Linked DNA regions of Homo sapiens: region 1 is linked to region 2. A link is an interaction called in ENCODE POLR2A ChIA-PET data of the cell type or tissue named here. Cell type or tissue: B cell. All regions are shown on one strand. Links, peaks and the distances in the headings refer to the core of each region. The heading gives the core; the rest is flanking DNA.

Region 1 (7,884 bases), core at 2,409-4,908, 310 kb before region 2:
CAATATGGCAAAACTCCGTCTCTACTAAAAGTACAAAAAAAATTAGCCAGGCATAGTGGTGTATGCCTGTAATCCCAGCTACTCGGGAGGCTGAGGCAGGACAATTGCTTGAACCCAGGAGGTGGAAGTTGCAGTGAGCCAAGACTGTGCCACTGCACTCCAGCCTGGGCAACAGAGTGGGACTCCATCTCAAAAAAAAAAAAAAAAAAAAAGCTTCTTTCTCAAGGAATTAGAGAAAAGAAGAGCAAACTAAACCCAAAGCTAGCAGTAGATAATAAATAGAAAGGAGGGCCAGTGCAGTAGTTCATGCCTATAATCCCAGCACTTTGGGAGGATGAGGTGGACAGATCACTTGAGGTCAAGAGTTTAAGACCAGCCTGGGCAACAAAGTGAAACCCTATCTCTACTAAAAATACAAAAATTAGCCAGGCATGGTGGCACACGCCTGTAATCCCAGCTACTTGGGAGGCTGAAGCATAAGAATCACTTGAACCTGGAAGGCAGAGGCTGCAATAAGCCATGATCACGCCACTGCACTCCAGCCTGGGCAACAGAGCAAGACACTGTCTCAAAAAAAAAATATATATATAGATATATATATAGAATGCAGATAAACGAAATTAGAGAATAGAAAAACAATTTTAAAAATTAAACAGTTGGTTTTTTTAAAAGATCAACAAAATTGGTAAACACTTAGCTAGATTAACTAAGAAAGAAAGAGCTGAGCACGGTGGCTCACGCCTGTAATGCCAGCACTTTGGAAGGCCAAGGTAGGCGGATCACCTAAGGTCGGGAGTTTGAGACCAGCCTGACCAACATAGAGAAACCCTGTCTCTACTAAAAATACAAAATTAGCTGGGCGTGGTGGCCCATGCCTGTAATCCCAGCTACTCGGGAAGCTGGGGCAGGAGAATCGCTTGAACCTGGGAAACGGAGGTTGTGGTGAGCCACAATCGAGATCGCACCACTGCACTCCAGCCTGGTGCGAAACTCCATCTCAAAAAAAAAAAAAAAAAAGAGAGAGAGAGGCTGGGTGTGGTGGCTCACACTTGTGATCCTAGCACTTCGGGAGGCCAAGGTAGGAGGATCACTTGAGCCCAGGAGTTTGAGACCAGCCTGGGCAACACAGGGAAACCCTGTCTCTACCAAAAAAAAAAAAAAAAATATATATATATATATATATATACACACACACACACACATATATCTCCTTACCTAACATTACATACGTTATTTTTTAATATGTATGTAGCGTTAGGTAAGAATCCAGCATATTTTTACATATATAAATAAAAAATACGTTATATATACAATATATATATTTTATGTGTTTACTATATACATACACACGTATATATAACATATATATTAGCCAGGTATGGTAGCATCAGGTGAGAGGACTGCTTGAGTCCGGGAGGTTGAGTCTGCACTGAACTGTGATTGCCACTGCACTCCAGCCTGGGTGCCAAAGCAAGATCCTGTCTCAAAAAAAGACAGAAAGGAGGAGGGAGGGAGGGAAGAAGTAAGGGAGAAAAGAGATGCAAATAACTAAAATCATAAAGAGGAGACATTACAACCAATGCCACAAAAATAAAAAGGATTATGAGAGTTCTAGGAAAACATGTATGCCAACAAATTAGATAAACTAGAAGAAATGGATAATTTCCTAGAAACACACAACCTACTAAAGACATACAAAGCCTGAGTAAACCTATAACTAGTAAGGAGACTGAATCAGTAATAAAAAATCTCCCACAAAGAAAATCCCTAGACTGATAGCTTCACTGATGAATTCTAACCAGACATTTCAAGAACTAACACACCAAGCCTTATGAAACTTTTCCAAAAAATTGAAGAGGCGAGGTCACGTCCTAACTTATTCTATGAAGCTAGCATTACTCTGATACCAAAGCCAGACAAAGATACTACAAGAAAACTACTGATCAATATCCCTTATGAATACTGATGCAAAATTTCTCAATAAAATATTAGCAAACTGAATTCAGCAGGATATTAAAAGGATTATATACCATAACCAGGTGGGATTTATTCCACAGTGAACAAGGTGTTGAAGTGGTGAAAGTGGGCATCTCTGTCTTGTTCGTGATCTTAGAGGAAAAGCTTTAAGTATTTTGCCACTGAATATGTTGTTCACAGTAATCAAAATGTGTGCTACTGGTATAAAAACAGACACAGGGACCAATGGAATAGAATGGAGCCTAGAAACGACCCTCACATACACGGTCAAGCAAATTTTGACAAAGGCGCCAAAACCATTCAATGAGAAAAGCACAGTCTTTTCAACAAACGATACCGGGAAAACTGGATACACACATATAAAGAATGAAGCGGGGGCCGGGCGCGGTGGCTCACGCCTGTAATCCCAGCACTTTGGGAGGCCGAGGCGGGCGGATCACGAGGTCAGGAGATCGAGACCATCCCGGCTAAAATGGTGAAACCCCGTCTCTACTAAAAATACAAAAAATTAGCCGGGCGTAGTGGCGGGCGCCTGTAGTCCCAGCTACTTGGGAGGCTGAGGCGGGAGAATGGCGTGAACCCGGGAGGCGGAGCTTGCAGTGAGCCGAGATCCCGCCACTGCACTCCAGCCTGGGCGACAGAGCGAGACTCCGTCTCAAAAAAAAAAAAAAAAAAAAAAAAAAAAAAAAAAAAAATAATGAATGAAGCGGGATCCTTACCTAAACACTACTTATAAAAATTCAAAATGGATCAAAGGCCTAAATGTAAGAGCTAAAACTATAAAACTCTTAGAGGAAAACCAATACAGTTTGGCTGTATCCCCATTCAAATCTCAGCTTGAATTGTTATCTCCTAGAATTCCCACATGTTGTGGGAGGGACCCAGAGGGAGGTAACTGAATCATGGAGGCCAGTCTTTCCCGTGCTATTCTCGTGATAGTGATTAAGTTGCATGAGATCTGATGGGTTTATTAGGGGTTCCCACTTTTGCTTCTTGCTTATTTTTCTCTTGCCACTGATGTAAGAAGTGCCTTTCACCTCCCACCATGATTCTGAGGCCTCCCCAGCCATATGGAACTGTAAGTTCAGTTAAACCTCTTTTTCTTCCCAGTCTCGGGTATGTCTTTATCAGCAGTGTGAAAACCAACTGATACAGTAAATTGATACCAGTAGAGTTGGGCGCTGCTGAAAAGATACCCGAAAATGTGGAAGCGACTTTGGAACTGGATAACAGGCAGAGGATGCAACAGTTTGGAGGGCTCAGAAGAAGACAGGAAAATGTGGGAGTTTGGAACTTCCTAGAGACTTGAATGGCTTTGACCAAAAGCCTGATAACAATACGGACAATAAGGTCCAGGCTGAGGTGGTCTCAGATGGAGATGAGGAACTTGCTGGGAATTGGAGTAAAGGTGACTTTTGTTATGTTTTAGCAAAGAGACTGGGGCATTTCGCCCCTGCTCTAGAGATCTGTGGAAGTTTGAACTTGAGAAAGATGATTTAGGGTATCTGGCAGAAGAAACTTCTAAGCAGCAAAGCATTCAAGAGGTGAGTTGGGTACTGTTTAAGGCATTCAGTTTTATAAGGGAAGCAGAGCATAAAAGTTTGGAAAATTTGCAGCCTAGTCCTGTCCAAGAGAACCCTGATTAATACAAAAACATAGGGGAAAAGCTTCATGATATTGGATTTGGCATTAATTTCATGGATATGACACCAAAGGCACAGGCAACAAGAGAAAAAGACAACATAAACTTCATGAAAATTAAAACCTTTTGTACATCTAAGGACACCGTACAAAATGAAAAGGCAACCTACAGAATGGCTCTATCACCCAGGCTGGAATACAGTGGCGGGATCTCAGCTCACTGCAACCTCTGCCTCCCAGGTTCAAGCAATTCTCCTGCCTCAGCCTCCCAAGTAGCTGGGATTACAGGCGCCCCACCACCATGCTCGGCTTTTTTTTTTTTTTTTTTTTTGAGATGGAGTTTCACTCTTGTCACCAAGGCTGGAGTGCAACGGTACGATCTCGGCTCACTGCAACCTCCACCTCCCGGGTTCAAGTGATTCTCCTGCCTCAGTCTCCCAAGTAGCTGGGATTACAGGCGCCCACCACCAAGCCTGGCTAATTTTTGTATTTTTAGTAGAGACGGGGTTTCACCACGTTGGCCAGGCTGGTCTCAAACTGCTGACCTCAGCTGATCCACCCGCCTTCGCCTCCCAAAGTGCTAGGATTACAGGAATGAGCCATTGCGCCCAGCCTTGCACCTGGCTAATTTTTGTATTTTTTAGTAGAGACAGGGTTTTGCCATGTTGGCCAGGCTGGTCTCGAACTCCTGGCCTCAGGTGATTTGCCCACCTATAGACCTCCCAAAGTGGTGGGATTACAGGCGTGAGCCACTGTGCCTGGTCAGTACTCTTTTTTAAATATTTATTTTTAGGCAAGCTCTTGCTCCATCACCCAGGTTGGAGTGCAGTGACACTCATGGCTTACTGCAGCCTCAAATTCCCAGGCTCAAACAATCCTACCACCCCAGCCTCCCTAGTAGCTGGGTCTATAGGTGAGCACCACCACACCTGGCTAATTTTTCAAAAAATTTTTTGTAGAGATGGGTCTCACTATGTTGCCCAGGCTGGTCTCAAATTCTTGGCCTCAAGAGATCTTTCCGCATAGGTCATTTTTTTTGTTTTTGTTTTTAAGAGACGGGGTCTCATTATGTTGCCCAGGCTGGTGTCATACTCCTTGGATCAAGCAATTCTCTTGCCTTAGTCTCCCATGTAGCTGGGATTACAAGTGCATGCTCCTGTGCCTGGCTCAAAAAATCAAGTAGCTGGGATTATAGGTGCATGTTACTGTGCCTGGCTCAACAGATTTTTAATTTAAAAAAAGCTTCACTACAGCTTGATTACTAAAGACTAAAGACTAAAATTGGACCCCAGTATCATTTAAGCCATTCCTGCCAACAAAAAGCTCAATTTCCAAACACTTTAATACACATGGACTCTGGACCAAATCCCCCGCAACTGTACTGATGTGCTTCGAACTCACCTTCGCTTTGGTGCCCTAATGAAGAGCTCACAGAGAAGTCTGCCCTGTTCATCCTTATAGTCTCGGATGGTATTATAGAGTTCATGGCACACGGCAATCTACACATTAGCAAAGGAGAAAAAAATCACTAAAAAAGTGAACAGAAAGCCAGTGTAGACATAAGAATTATTTTCTACTCTTCAATAAAAGGCAAGTAGAGAAGAAAAATGATGACTCTCAATATTACCAAACATGCTAAAGTCTGAAATATGCTGACAATATGTCTCCTTTCAAACAACTGAGTTGACTAACTTTTTGGTATCTTTCATCAGATTTATGCTCCTGGTGATTTTGTCTTCTAAACTATATCAGTTCATCACTTTCTTGCTTAAAGTCATCCAATTGAAGGGTTTTCTTCTTTGAAACTAAATCAGTTTATCACTCTCTTGCTTAAAGCCATCTGACAGAAGGGTTTATCACTTCACAGAGAATAAAATCTAAACTCCAAACATTGCTTGTGTGGGCCCTACATACTCTGAATGGGTGGAGCTTGCCAGTTTCCTTCTCCTTCCTGACCATCCCCTGCTCTGTAACCAAGACACACAAAACTCATCCCTGACCCAACCCCTCTGCACTGGTTCTGTCTGGAACTCTCTTCCAGCGAATTCAGGCCAAAACAGCCCAAATCACCCAAAATTTTCTTCTTAGCACTTATTACTAGCTAAGGATACATTATTCTTTATTCGTTTACTTGTTTACATTCTACTTCCCCCGCCTGGAATCTAAGTTCCATGTGAAAAATGGGCTTGTTTCCACATGGCTATATCCCAACCATGAGAACAGTGCTTGTCACATGATAGTCACACAGTTATTTGCTGAATTAATATATGATGTAACATACTGAAATTATTCATAAGATCACACTATTACTCTAAGACTTAGCTGAATACATAATGTTCATAAAAGAAAAGACTATTAATCAAGAGAATCTTAAAAAAGTGGAGATGCCTTGCATCGTAACAATTTTACCATTAAAGGGAAGATAGGGGAATTGTGGGAAGAGCAGGCAGAAACCATGTAATCCAAGTTACTCACAGGATCTACAGTTGGAAGATTGGAAAGTCTCCTCCTTTTCCTGCTTGGGCCTGGTGTTGACACAGAATGGTGCCCATCATCAAAGTCCCCGCTGACACTGCTGGAAGGGGAGGTAGCTCTTCTTCTCTTGGAACCCATGGAATCCAACTTCTTCTATAAGAAATAATCAGCCATGTTCTTACATTTAAATAGACTCTGTCACCAAGTCTTCAGCTGGACACCTGCTACCAAACTCCTGGCTCACTTAGGAGGATATTTTAACGTGTTGTAGTTTAACTAGCTATAAGTTTTTTTTTTTTTTTAAGCCCTGGACTTCCTTGTTTTAGTCTTTCACTTACCAGAATGCTATACTTCCAATTTTGATGGGACAAATTCAACAAAAGCATATTCATTTGTATATCAGCAATCTTGAATGACTCAACTTCTGGCTCCAAATTTGGCCTAGAGTTTCCCAACCTATATGTAGCAGTACATTAGTGTGCTGAAGGTATTAAGCCTTCAGCCCATGAGGCAGTCAGGCAGGCCTGGGGTACAGAGGCCCCAAGGTATCCACCTCTGGAGTCAGCACCTCATCTGCTTCTCTATGTGCCTTACAATTATGATCATTTGCTAGGTGGGCCATCATGTGGAAAAGAGCAAGAAGCAGAGCCCAGGACAAATGAGTAGTGCAAAAAGGTAAGGGGACAGAGGACAATTAACCTTCTAGCACTTTAGATGTACTCTAAAATTAAAACCCTGAAAATGAATGTTCTCCATTCATTAAAACAGGATCCACAAGACATATCCCTGGAAAACACTTAATGAGACTTGCTATACCTAGACAGAGGTACAAACTATCCTTTGAAACTCTTCTGTTAATTCAAACTAATCACCTTTTAGTGATATGACATACTCTAACTATAACACGTACTCTATTTAACTATAACAATTTTAACTATAACTCTATTTACAACACAAGAAATGCAACCACTGAATGATCTGCTACAGATAGTATATACCCAAGAAAGTCCTGCAATGCTTATATTGCAATACAATCTAACAATACTATCAAATAGTATATTGTGATTTGAAAGGCCTTTTTCTTTCTTTCTTTCTTTCTTTTTTAGGTGGAGTCTCGCTCTGTCACCAGGCTGGAGTACAGTGGCACGATCTCTGCTCACTGCAACCTCCCTCCACCTCCCAGTTTCAAGCGATTCTCCTGCCTCAGCCTCCAGAGTATCTGGGACTAAGGCGTGTGCCATCACACCCAGCTAATTTTTGTATTTTTAGTAGAGACGGGGTTTCACCATGTTGGCTAGGATGGTCCCAATCTCTTGACCTCGTGATCCGCCCGTCAAAGGCCTTTTTCTAAAGCTAAAAGAAAAAAAAAGATCCCAGTTTCACTCATCAACACTGAAGGTATTGATCCTTCAGCCCCTGAGGTAGTCAGGCAGGCCTGGGGTTCAGAGGCCCCAAGGTATTCACTTCTTGAGTCAGCACCTCATCTGCTTTTCCATGTGCCTTACAATTATGAGGAACCTCATAGAACTAGAGTACCTCATAATTGTAAGGCACATGGAAACACTGAATTTCAGGACACTACGACACCAGCAGCTGAATGATTAGAACAGGAGAACACTGGTTGCCAGCAGTATGGAAAGAAAGGTTGGGGATCTCCAGGAAACAGAAAGAAGGAGCAAAAGAATCACATTTGAAAATCCTGGTGAGCAATTAAGGAAAAAGAGAAGTCTCAGATCTCTTTTTCCAAACTAAAGTCCACATGGTGTTTAAAACAAAATCTACCACGATGAT
Region 2 (7,884 bases), core at 2,836-5,335:
TACTTCCCTCACCACTAAAGGTTTGTTCTTGGAGTTTTCAGGAAAATGTTTTCAATCAACAAAAGTATAATTACTATCTGTGTAGTGTCTCCAATTTATAAGCTTTTTTTCACCCACGATGCTTCATTTGAACATCATAAAAAACTTTTTTAGACAGCAAGAATGGGGCCAATTCTTTTTTTTTTTGCCCCTTGGGAACCTCCTTGTTGGCTTCAATCCCATCTTACATTTCACGTTCTCTAGGTTTACCAATCAGCCTTGAAGGCATTTCCCCATAGCAATTCAGTAATTTATGCTGCCTTGTTTTTTAACATTCCAATTTCAACACCCACATACTTTCCAATACAGGCACTTCAATGACAAATTTTCTAGCTTTCTTTAATGTATGTCTTTCAATAATCTCAGGCATAAATAATCTTTAAAAATTCATACTATAATGAATACTATATTGAATATAGGTAATATATATTATTATAATATATACTGAATACTATACTAAATACTGTGTGTGTGTGTGTGTGTGTGTGTGTGTGTGTGTGTGTGTGTCTATTCATACTATAATGATTCATACTATAATGAGTTTGGAAATATCAGGCTGACCACCCTATAAATCCCTGGTCCACAGTTGGCTAAGTATGACCACTTCGCAGCCCGGCTTCCTTAGCAATTACTGATTAGTACCAGGATATTGAGCACCTCCTCTTTGCCAGATACCAAGACGACTAAATTGCAGTTTTGAAATTATCTTTCACTGTACCAGAATATGTCAAAAGCATTTAAAATCATTCTTTATCCTTATATTATCTTATAGGCTGGAACGGTAGCTCTTCCAGAGTTCAAATATGATTACATTTTCATCAATTAAATGCTTTATTTATGGGAGCCAGTAACATGAGCACATGTTGAAACAGTATGTCTTTGTTCTGATTAAATCAGGAGCTATTTGATTCACCAACACAAGCACTGTCAAAACATACCAATTCCAATAGTATTATAAAAAGATTATAGGAAAAGACCATGTTCAGTTATGAAAAGACTTGAAATTATTCTGTAATTTCATGGTTGCTGTTTCTCAGCTTTCTCATGTCAAGTCACAGATCAGAAACTTCATCTCAACAGAACAAATGCTTGTTAACCATTTATCAAGAAAAAAGAAAAGATTATTTGAGTACCTACTATGTATGTGCCTGGCACTTTTTATGTATTGTATACTAAATAATTAGGCACACAGAACACTGTCCAACACATGGTAAGCTTAATATTTAAGTGTTTATTATTTTTTAATAATCTTTTATTTAATCCTATTCTGCTTAACTCATACAATGATAATTCCATTTTACAGATGAGGAAAAGTTAACATGTCAGTTCATACACAGTCATGCATCGCTTAATAATGAGGATATGTTCTGAGAAATTTGTTGTTTGGCAATTTTGTCATTATTCGAACATCATAGGGTATACTTACGCAAACCTAGATGGTGCGGCCTACTATACACCTAGGCTATACGGTGTAGCCTATTGCCCCTAGGCTACAAACCTGTAGGCAACTGTAACACAATGGTAAGTATTTGTGTATCTAAACATATTTAAACATAGGAAAGGTGTAGTCAAAATATATCATAAAAGATAAAAAATGAGGCCAGGCGAGGTGGCTCACGCCTGTAATCCCAGCACTTTGGGAGGCCAAGGTGGGCAGATCATTTGAGGTGAAGAGTTTGAGACCAGCCTGGCCAACATGGTGAAACCCCGTCTCTACTAAAAATACAAAAATTAGCTCGGTGTGGTAGTGGGCGCCTGTAGTCCCAGCTACTCAGGAGGCTGAGGCAGGAGAATTGCTTGAACCTGGGAGGTGGAGGTTGCAGTGAGCTGAGATCATGCCACTACACTTCAGCCTGGGAGACAGAGTGAGACTCCGTCTCAGGAAAAAAAAAAAAAAAAAGATAAAAAATGGAACACTTATATAGGGCACTTATCATGAATGGAGCTTGCAGGACTGGGAAGTTGTTCTGGGTGAGTCAGTCAGTGGTGAGTGAATGTGAAGGCCTGGGATATTACTGTATACTACTGTAGACTTTCTAAACACTGCACATGTAAGCCACATTAAATTTGTTTTAAGAATACTTTTCTTCCTTCCATAATAAATTAACCTTAGCTTACTGTAACTTTATAAACTTTTTGATTTTTAAAATTTTTTTGACTTTCTTGTAATAACACATAGCTTAAAATACAAACACTGTATAGCTGTACAAAAATATTTTTTTGGTCGGGCGCCATGGCTCACGTCTGTAATCCAATACTTTGGGAAGCCGAGGTGGGCAGGTGACCTGAGATCAGGAGTTTGAGACCAGCCTGGCCAACATGGCAAAATCCCATCTCTACTAAAAATACAAAAAAAAAACTTAGTCGGGCAGGCATGGTGGCAGGTGCCTGTAGTCCCAGCTACTCGGGAGGTTGAGGCAGGGAAATCGCTTTAACCTGGGAGGTGGAGGTTGCAGTGAACCGAGATCGCGCCACTGCACTTTAGCCTGGTGACAGAGCAAGACTCTGTCTCAAAAAAAAAAAAAAAATTAGCAGGGTGTGGTGGCGAGTGCCTGTAATACCAGCTACTCAGGAGGCTGAGGCAGGAGAATCGCTTGAACCCGGGAGGTGGAGGTTGCAGTGAGCCGAGATCGTGCCACTGCTCTCCAGTCTGGGCGAAAGAGTGAGACTCCATCTCAAAATATATATATTTTTTCTTTATATCCTTATTCTATAACTTTTTTCTATTAACTTTTTATTTACTTGTTAAAACTTTTTGTTAAAAACTAACACAACAGCCTAGGACTACACACGACCAGGATCATCAATATCGTTGTCTTCCACCTCCACATCCTGTCCCACTGGAAGATCTTCGGGAGCAATAACATGCATGGAGCTGCCATCTCCTTGATAACAGTGCCTCCTTCTGGAATACCTCCTGAAGGACCTGTCTGAGGCTGGCTTACAGTTAATTTTTTTTTAATAAATAAAAGGCATATACTCTAAAATAATGATTTAAAAGTACAGTAAATAAACCACAGTTATATATTATGATCAAGTATTATGTACTGTACATAACTGTATGTGTTATGCTTTTATACAACTGCCAGTGCAGGTTTATTTACACCAGTACCACAACAAACACGAGTAGGTATCTCACTATGACTTTAGGATGGCTACTACATCATCATTAGGCCATAGGAATTTTTCATCTCCATTATAACTGTATGGGACCACCGTCATATATACAGGCCACCATTGACTGAAACACCATCATGCCATGCATGACTGTAGATAGGAAGCAGCAGGGGCAGCATTTGAACCCTCATCTGATCCCAAGCCTGAGCTCCTTAGTGTTTCTGGGCTCTGGGGCTTTTCTTGGAGCTCAGAGAATACAAGGATAATTGTGAGGTATGTCTTATACCATAGAGTGATGGCCCTAGATGATCTGCGCTCAAGTTGTTTTATTCATTCATTCATTTAACTTCTAAGTTCCATACTGTTCTGCTTAGAATGGTGAGTAACCAAGAGTCTGGATGGCACCTAGACAGATGCTGCCATCTATAAGCTTCTAAAATCTTATTCTAGTAGGGCCCTAAAACAGATTAATTCATATGAAAGGATACAGTACACATTTTTAAATTAAAACACATTTCCTTATTAATTCTTTAATGGAATGGAATAACACTGAATTAAGAATGGAATAACACTGAATTTAGCCAAAAGGCTAAAAAAATCAGTGTAATAAACAGCCATCATCAAAAATGTCAGAATCATCAGGAAAGCATAAAAAACAAAGTCTTTCCCCAACGGAGTAACAGGCTCTGCCTCAACCCAGAAGAGAGCTGAGGGGAAGTTATAGTGGTTGACTTAGAGAGACCCTTGGGAGGTCCAATCACTCACCAAACTTTAACTCGTGATTATAAGAGAGGATGCTCTGGGGATTTTGCTGCTTTGTATTGTTACATTAAACATACAAGCATTTTTAAAAGCTCTATGTTAGAATTTAAAGATGCCTAGACTATAGACACATATGCTGTACAATTAATTCACTGGAATTTTTTTTAAGTTTAAGGCCCTATAAGAACTAGATTATCAGTTATAAATATTGAGAACTTTTGGATAGGCTACCACCCCTCAAAAATCACGACAGGCAACCATACAGGTCAGTCCCTCAAGAACACCTCAAGAACCTGTCCCTCAAGAACGCCTCCCAACTCCAGGGTAATGCTGCTGCGAGGGTATCCTCGGGGAAACACAATGGTGAATGTCTGCTGCAAAACACTGAGCCAATACCTAAGAGGCATGCTGAACATTTAACAACAATGATACTAGGAACAAGTATTAGTTATTTAGAAAAAGTATAAATTATTTAGAACACAAAACAACTCTTCAGGAGCTTTTAAAGTAAGTGCTTCCAAAAAAGGAGTAAATCTCTGGTTACTACTAGAGATGTACTACGTAACACATTAAATCTGTAAAATAATTTGGCACAAAAAGTTAAATGGACATGAGGAAAAAAACCAGCCTAGGTTATGATAATTAATTAGGAATCTAAACAGACTTATATGCAAGATGTAAAACCAAAACCCTAACTGGCAGAATAGCAGTCTACTTACTTACCTGTTATTTCCAAAGCGCAGCAGGACACTTGGCAGCCTTCTGTTTGGTTAGTATTAGACCCTAGTCACACCTTAATAGTTGTTTTTATAGATTTCAGTACCCCCACACCTTTCAATCTAACATATGTAAACATTCTCTGAAAACCAAAAGTATCTAATGTTAAATATATAGAAATTTTTGGTTAAATCTCTACACCTGTTAAACAGAAAGATTCCTCTTCCTGATTTCTTTTCTCCACTTTTCTATTCTTTCCTTAAAAATAATTTGGTTTCTTTCCTACCACTAAATTATTATTTTGTGAACTTAAATGCAATATTACAAAGGTGGCCAGTTTTCTAAGATTAGGACTTACCAATTCCACTTTACAGTGCTTAGTACAAAATTATTGGTATAATTTTCAATCCTTAATAATACTATGCTACTAATGGTCATGTTTTCATGTGTTATAAGAAACATGCCTTTTGGGAGGCTGAGGCAGGAGAATGGTGTGTGAACCCGGGAGCCAGAGCTTGCAGTGAGCTCAGATTGTGCCACTGCACTCCAGCCTGACTCCATCTCAAAAAAAAAAAAAAAAGAAAGAAAGAAAGAAAGAAAGAAACATGCCTTCCATAAAACTATTCCTACTAATGTTCATGTTTTATAAGAAAAAAATAAGGCCAGGTGTGGTGGCTCACACCTGTAATACCAACACTTTGGGAGGCTGAAGTGGGCAGATCACGAGGTCAGGAGATAGAGAACAGCCTGGCTAACACGGCGAAATGCTGTCTCTACTAAAAATACAAAAATTAGCTGGGCATGGTGGCGCGCGCCTGTAGTCCCAGCTACTTGGGAGGCTGGGAGAATTGCTTGAACCTGGGAGACAGAGGGTGCAGTAAGCCAAGGTCACGCCACTGCACTCCAGCCTAGTGACAGAGCTAGACTCCATCTCAAAAAAAAAAAGAAAAAGAAAAAAATAGTGTTTACATAATGTATAACTTCTTTCAGCCTTGGACAAAACTATCATTGAAACAGACGTCTGAAGTCATCCAAACAGGCCGACAAGAATTTAAAACTTCATTATTTGCAAATTAACAACGAAAAAGGTAGGCTTAAGGCAGACAATTGGTTACTAATGTCTCCTTCAAAGGGAAAAAATTTCCAGCACCATCTACTAAAACTGTTCGGATATATTCCAAAGGCTAGTTGTCTTTTAGGATTTTTCTTGGGAGGGGTTGTTCATTTTAATTGTTGCATTTAAAATGTTCAAAAAATAAATGGGCTTAGTTGGTCAAAACACAACCACTCACTCAGGAAAAACATCATCATAAAGGTAAAAATAACTCAAAGCATACACCCGAAGTCATTAAAAGGTTTTTCCTCAGTTTTCTCTTATAGGATGTGAGATAAATGCAGTATTATTCTCTATTAAAGTATAAAAGACAACTCGACTCAGTTGTCTAACTCACATTAAATTCCTCCAAAATGGTATTTTGAAGAGTATCACAGGCTCAGCCACATCAAGTTTGGAATTTTGTGACACAGAGTCAGATGACAGAACACTCAGTCCTTCCTCACTTGGAAACAAAAACCAAATGCTTGAAGAGACTTAATGTCAAATCTAACTATGCAAAGTCTTAAGTTTACTTCAATTTCATCTCAAAGCAATCTTTAAAGAAAAAAAATCAATAAGCCATTCAAACACCAGAATACTACTTTTCTCGGAATCTTTAACAAAACGTCAAACAAATTCAGACTGTTGGACTGTTAAACTTCAAAGAGCCACCTTAATATTTTGAAAACATCAAGAAAAAGTTGAGCAAGAAAGAGAGGAAAGGGAGGGAGAGAAGAAGGAAAGAAGGATGGATGGAAAGAAGGAAGGAAGGAAAAGTTTTCTCAACTTTAACAAATACTATTATCAAAGCTAAGGAGTTTTGGCCTTGGGAATTCAGATATTACGCATAAAACAAGGAAATAAACCTAATGAACAAACATTACTACTATGGGGTGATGTCAACCTTGCAATTTTGGAGAGAGATTAATGAAGTGGGGTGAAGTATAAAGAGAATAATTTTTTCACTTCAAATGATGAGTAATGAAGTTCAACATATAAACATTTTTTGTTTGCTCATTTTTTCCCAAATAACTACTTTACACCCACATTACTGTCTCATTTGCAAACGTCTGCATAGTATCTTCAGCAACTATACCTAGCACTGCATTTTTACATACATTAAGCCAGCTGCCTGGATGATTTTTTAAAATTGCTCTTTGTTTCACTGAATAACTGAGGCTGGTGACTCTAAAAGTTAGAGAAAACTTTAATAAGTAACACCCAGTCCAACAGTCCTCAACAGTTCTGTTGTACACACCATTCCCATGTGCCAACATTTCCTCAAATAACAGCTCTCCATTACCCTACAGTGCTTTTCTAGAGAATTCTTCCCTACCTGCTGTGGTTTGAATGTTGTGTCCCACCCAAAATTCACATGCTGAAACTTCTTTTTTTTTTTTTTTTTTTGAGATGGAGTTTTGCTCTTATTGCATAGGCTGCAGTGCAGTGGCACAATCTCAGCTCACTGCAACCTCCACCTCTTGGGTTCAAGCAATTATCGTGCCTCAGCCTCCCGAGTAGCTGGGGCTACAGGGAGGCGCCACCATGCCTGGCTAATTTTTGTATCTTTAGTAGAGACGGGTTTCACCATGTTGGCCAGGATGGTCTCGAACTACTGACCTCAGGTGATCCGCCCACCTCGGCCTCCCAAAGTGCTGTGATTACAGGCGTGAGCCACCTCGCCCAGCCTGCACGTTGAAAGTTAATCCCTAATATGAGAGTATTAAGACGTGTGGCCTTTCAGGAAGCGATTGGATCAATGCCATTATAAGAAGCTTCTGAGAGCTGCCTGCCCCTTCTTGCTTTCACATTCCCTTCCACCTTCTACCACATGAGGATGCACCATCAATGAGGAATGGCACCTCCCCAGACACTAAATCTGCCAGCACCTTGATTTTGGACTTCTCAGACTCCAGAATAGTGAGAAAATAAGTTTCTATTATTCATAAGTTACTGAGTCTCAGGTGTTCTGTCATAGCAGCACAAATGACTAAAACATCATCCATCCCCGAGGAGGAGATTGTCCATTTCTGTGTTCCAACACCATCAATGACACAGGGATAAAAAACTCCCACGACTACCTTCTAGGATAATCTATTCCACTTCTAAGCAGCTCCGCCACAAAGCCTGTCCTTAACCTGCTGCAAAGTCCC

Evidence for each region. ChIA-PET counts read pairs that join two places held together with the same protein. Peaks named below come from ENCODE experiments on the same cell type or tissue, not always from the same donor. Only the 100,000 strongest peaks of a DNase experiment are listed, where the experiment ranks them.
Region 1: POLR2A ChIA-PET joins it to region 2 with 7 read pairs; 3 of 35 experiments call an interaction of 5 or more read pairs at or near these places.

The regions. Positions count from the first base shown.
Region 1 is chr3:52,673,481-52,681,364 of GRCh38, forward strand. It overlaps PBRM1 (polybromo 1), which reads right to left. Exons shown (of 32, transcript NM_001405607.1): 2 at 6,094-6,246; 3 at 5,020-5,117. The coding sequence starts at 6,231. Among named protein-coding and RNA genes, the nearest start is that of PBRM1, 8.5 kb to the right of the region's middle. In B cell, for the core only: no CTCF peak of the experiment used is centred there; no DNase peak of the experiment used is centred there.
Region 2 is chr3:52,984,224-52,992,107 of GRCh38, forward strand. The region is part of intron 1 of SFMBT1 (Scm like with four mbt domains 1); the gene reads right to left. Among named protein-coding and RNA genes, the nearest start is that of SFMBT1, 58 kb to the right of the region's middle. In B cell, for the core only: no CTCF peak of the experiment used is centred there; a DNase peak (open chromatin) is centred at 3,898.